Regions from separate parts of the Mus musculus genome. Here region 2 is linked to region 1. A link is a loop called in an ENCODE intact Hi-C map of the cell type or tissue named here. Cell type or tissue: heart. All regions are shown on one strand.

What was found. Peaks named below come from ENCODE experiments on the same cell type or tissue, not always from the same donor. Only the 100,000 strongest peaks of a DNase experiment are listed, where the experiment ranks them.
Region 2: it touches region 1 in a loop (3-fold over the local background); 5 of 42 quality-filtered maps call a loop at or near these places.

Annotation. Positions count from the first base shown.
Region 1 is chr2:167,687,537-167,690,036 of GRCm38, reverse strand. Cebpb (CCAAT/enhancer binding protein (C/EBP), beta) reads right to left here and starts at 1,122. Exons shown (of 1, transcript NM_009883.4): 1 at 1-1,122. The coding sequence starts at 1,015. The coding sequence ends at 125. In heart, CTCF peaks have their summits at 1,157 and 1,363 (motif pointing left); DNase peaks (open chromatin) are centred at 16, 986 and 2,316; H3K4me3 peaks cover 1,853 bases; H3K27ac peaks cover 1,757 bases; H3K27me3 peaks cover 928 bases.
Region 2 is chr2:167,847,401-167,849,900 of GRCm38, reverse strand. It overlaps Gm32800 (a long non-coding RNA gene), which reads left to right and starts at 2,059. Exons shown (of 2, transcript XR_375287.2): 1 at 2,059-2,190; 2 at 2,483-2,500. Gm32845 (a long non-coding RNA gene) reads right to left here and starts at 1,494. Exons shown (of 8, transcript XR_375289.3): 1 at 1,142-1,494. In heart, a CTCF peak has its summit at 1,008; DNase peaks (open chromatin) are centred at 630 and 2,430; H3K4me3 peaks cover 425 bases; H3K27ac peaks cover 2,500 bases.

The DNA.
Region 1 (2,500 bases):
TGCAGGTGCAGGTGCGCGCAGGGCACGCACGGTGGTCCGGGCGCGCGCGCGGGGCCGGAGCGCGCGGGGCAGGGCGCACGGTGCCCAGGGTGGCCGCGGCGCCCCCCACGCCACCCGCGCCGCGCTAGCAGTGGCCCGCCGAGGCCAGCAGCGGCTCGGGCAGCTGCTTGAACAAGTTCCGCAGGGTGCTGAGCTCTCGCGACAGCTGCTCCACCTTCTTCTGCAGCCGCTCGTTCTCCGCCGTCAGCTCCAGCACCTTGTGCTGCGTCTCCAGGTTGCGCATCTTGGCCTTGTCGCGGCTCTTGCGCACCGCGATGTTGTTGCGCTCGCGCCGCATCTTGTACTCGTCGCTCAGCTTGTCCACCGTCTTCTTGGCCTTGGCCTTGGCGGGCGCGGCCGGCGGCCCCGCGAAGCAGGCGGCGGGCGCGGCCTTGGCGTCGGCGGGGCTCGGCGTGCCGGGCGGGCTGGACGACGACGACGTGGACAGGCTGCCGCTGCTGCCGCTCGGCGTCGCCTGGTAGCCCAGGTAGGCGCGCAGGGCGAACGGGAAACCGGCCGCCATGGCGGGCGCGTCGTCCGCGCGCTTGCAGTCCGCGGGTTCGAAGCCCGGCTCCGCCTTGAGCGCGGCGGGAGGCGGCGGCGGGAAGCAGGCGGGCGGCGCGGCCTTGGCGCCCGCGCGGCCGAGGCTCACGTAACCGTAGTCGGCCGGCTTCTTGCTCGGCTTGGCGCCGTAGTCGTCGGCGAAGAGGTCGGAGAGGAAGTCGTGGTGCGCGGGCGCGGGCGCGGCGAAGTCCGCGGCGGGCGCGAGCGGCTCCAGGTAGGGGCTGAAGTCGATGGCGCGCTCGTGCTCGCCAATGGCCGGCTCGGCGGCGGGGGCGCGCGGCGCGGCGCGGGCCGCCTTGGCCCCGTAGGCCAGGCAGTCGGGCTCGTAGTAGAAGTTGGCCACTTCCATGGGTCTAAAGGCGGCGGGCGGCGGCGGGAGGCATGCTGCGTCCCAGGCCAGCAGGCGGTGCATGAACGCGGGGCCCGCGGGCTCCGCTGCGTCCCGGTCCCGTGCGCGGCTCGGACTCGGCGCGGCGGCGGCCGAGCGGGAGGTTTATAAGGCGGCGCCTGGCAACGGGCTGCGTCACGCTGGGGCCCCTCCCGCCGCCCCGCCACCCGGTCGGTGCGCGTCATTGCCCGGCCACGGGAGCGCGAGAGGGCGCGGCGGGGAGTGGGGCGCGGCGGGGGTCCTCGCGCGGGAGGCTGAGCGGTGACCCGGGCGTCCCGCCAGCCCCGCGATGGCCACGGACGCGGGTGACGCCAGCCCGCCCCCTTCCCGCCCCTCGGGAACACGGAGGAGCGCGGCCGCCGCCCGCCCCCTGCTGGAGGACGCGGTGGCTCGTCCCGGCTCCGGTCCGCTGTCCCGGACCCCCAACTCTTGGGAAACAGATCGTTCCTCCAGCTACACGACCCCAACCCTCGGATCCTGCCCGCTGTCCCCGGGCCCCAATTCCCTGGAAGCAGCCTTCCACGGGGTGCATGTCCTCCCACCCAGGTGCTGCCCACACCTCTGGGACCCCCCCCCCAACTCCTGGGAAGCAGAACTCTCCAGGTGCACGCCCACCCCGGGGATGCTCGCTGTCCTGGATCCCAGCCCTCCACCCTATGTATGGCCCGCCTACCGCACCTGCCTACGCCACTCCCTGCGCCTCTCCATGAAGGTGGCAGGGCTGGGGGTTCTGCCACACTGTGTCTGGGTGAGTCACTTTGCTTCTGAGTTCCCTCCGTGGACAGTGTTGGTATTGTTAGTAGTGGTGTCATCAGAGACAAACGGACCCCCGAGAAGTACGATGCCTTCCTAAGACCTGCACAGCCCTGCCCAGAGGCTTCTCAGGTGATTGCGGTGGGAGCATGGTAGACCCCACTCCAGCCATAAGGACCCAGCGGTCACCCTGCAAGCTGGGGAGGCAACCCCTCCACCCCGTGCACTTGAATGGGCTGGGATCACCAGCCTCTCTCCGGTGAGACCCTTTTGAGGACGCCCAGGGCAACTCTTGGGGCCCACCCTTCTGCCACTCCTAGGTGGGCCACTCAAGCAGGAGCTGCCAACCTGTCAGGGGCTGACCCCCGACCCATTGACCCCAGCCCTGGCCCCGGCAAGCTGGCGGGGTGTTGCTCAACCTTCGGTGTTATCTGCTGAGCTGGGGTGACCTCCGCCCCCAAGAGCTGGAGAAATGACATCTCCCTGTGCCCTTGGGGGTGGGGGGCAGGGAGGGAAAGGGTAAGACGCTAGCCCTGCCTGCCTGCGGCTTTCTGGCCTTCCCAGCAGCCTCTGGGCCAGGAAGGGATCAGGGCCCAGAGAGGCGTGGTGACATCCCCAGGGCCACCCAGCCAGGCCTGGCTGTAAAGTGGGACGTTGGGGCTTCACTAACGGGCCCTCCCTTCTCCAACACTGGTGACTATTCTTCCCTGCCTGTAGGTCGCCATGCACGCACGTATTCTTTCCCTCAGTTTCCCC
Region 2 (2,500 bases), 160 kb before region 1:
TTCTATCACCTTCAGCCCAGCAGCACTTGACAGAACCTCCCTGTGCCCCACTCACTCCAGCCCTAGCCTTGATTCTCCACATGCACAAGAGGGCTTCTGCCTTCTGCTCAGAACTCTCCATGGCTCCCACCTACTGCAGAGACAGACCCAACAAGCCCTCCTTTGAAAAGGCACACACCCCTGCCTCACTTCCATCTTCGTGTACATGGCCCCAGCCACACCACCTCTCCTCTGTTCTCTTCACATATTCAGGGCAGGATGGAGCCCCAGGGCCTTGGCACTTGCTGGTTCAAATGCTACTCACAGAGCCTCCTCCTGCCCTTCATGCTTACCCTGGCTGAGCTGAGCCTCTCTCACCCCAGTCCTCTCTTGGATAACCTCTCCTCAGCAGCCATCGCTGTCTGAAGCAGGAGGGGTCTAGTTCACCTGCTTACTCATGCGTTACCTTAGGTGTTGATGTCCCCACCGGCACGAGTGAGCACAGAAGGCCAGGGACAGAGGCAGCACTGTTTCTGAGCCTCACTTTCCCCATTTGAGCTGGCTCTCCTCCCCCTAAGGCCATTACAGTCCCATGAGCTCACACCTCTGGAGAGCATGGCCCCCAGTGGGAAGCAGGTCACCTCTGGCTCCTTCCAAGTCCAGTAGCAGGTCTGCTGTTATTTTTAACCATGGCTCTGGTGGGCTGGGCACACTCTGGCTCCTAAGGCTGCAGTACAGGGAGGTCTCTCAGCAGCCTCCGAGGCTCACTGCGCTAGGGGACCCTGGTGTGGAGACTTCAGGGAGGCTGCCTAGCACCCAGATCTGACTGCTCACTTTTATTCTAAATCAGGCTATGTTACCATGGCTATTTCTATGCTGAGCACTGGCCTATCCCAGACAGTGCCACCCTGGGCACTGTCCCTAGCAGCCTAGTTCCTGAGTGTCCACCTCCCCGACTCCACAGTATTTTTAAACCCTGCCCTAGGCTATCCTTCTTGCCACATTCCTTTGGACTGGGTTGGGCTGTACCAGTCATTCCAGCCAGGGGGCTCAGCCTGGTGAGCAGAGGGATCTAACAGAATTCCAGGACTTGCAGGCTGACTGTGTGCTGGCCTCACATGGGAGAAAGGCCCCCCCCAGAGCGTGACCCCAAGGTGCTTACTGTCTGACAGTGACAGTGTCCAGTCTGGAGACAGGGGCTGAGATGATAGTTGAACTGTCCACACAGCCTTCTGACTTCTGTGACTGAGAGGGCATCCCGAGACTCCAGGGAAGGGTGAGGACTGGGGCAACTGCCAGCTCCTGCCCCAACTGACAGGCAGTAGTAGCCTTGGGGCTAGGAGGTACTGGGCCCACAGTTCAGAGAATCTGCAAACCTAGACAAGGGCACAGGTGGGGGTTGTGGGCAACACTGCCAACCAAGCTACAGCCCCAATGCTTAATACTTGAGATGTTCTGAGAGCCAAACAACATTCTTGCATGATGCGGGCTCAGTCCAGAGCCTTGTCCCACACCCAGACTCTGTGTATGCCTTTCCCAGTTCTGGACTTTGGGAAATGGATTTAAAAAGTAGATAGAGACTGTAGTCCATTCCTGAGGTCTGGGGAGCTGCTGAGCCCCTACTTCTAACCTGTGGGGTTTGTGAGCTGATTGTCACAAACAGCGCTTAGCAAACATAACACTCTCTGCCCTTAACATCAGAGAAACCACGGTTAAAAAGATAGGCACTATTCCATGGACCTATCACATTCTTTTCTTTTGGCTCTTTTAAGTTGTGATTTTGTTATTTAGCTTGGGCTGGCTTTGAACACACAACCCTCCTGCTTCAGCCTCCTAAGTCCTGGGGTCACAAACGCGTAGCGTCTCTTCTTTCTTTCCCCTTCTAATCTGTCTTCTTTCTCTTGATGTTTGTGGATTGCGCTGCTGTTCGTCTCACCCTTCCTATACCCTTGAGTAATCCACACTTCCTGTCTTGCTCTATCAGGTGGAAACAACAGATTATTTCCATCACAGAAATCAGTAAATGTAAAACCCAGCATGCCCTTTTGCCTAGATGAGTTGTTAAGTGTTTAGCTGCAACTCAGACAAAAACAGTATGCAGAGAAACTCGCACTCTGCCTGCCAGTAGAAACTGACTACAGTGGAGAACAGAGCCATGGGGGCTTCGGGCAGCACCGAAGATGGGAAGGTCCTGGAAGGCCTTCATAGGAGGTGACCAGAGACTCCAGTAGAGGGGAAAGGGAACTGGGCAAACGGTGGCAGGAGGAGGCTCAGGCCAAAGGACAGCCACCTCGAGAAGCGAGCCTATTGGCTCCAGAATTGGAAGGATTTGGGTGGCAGGGGATAGAGCAAGTGACAGTTGGGTAGCAATGGTGTTGGGGTGGGGGTTGGGCAAGAGTCAGTTGGGCCACAAAGGACTTACAGGCCAGGGAGAGGAGAGGGATTCTTGTGGAACTTGGGCCAAACATAGTTTGCCTTGTCTTTTCATGCACTGTACCTACAGTGGAGCAGAGCTGGAAGC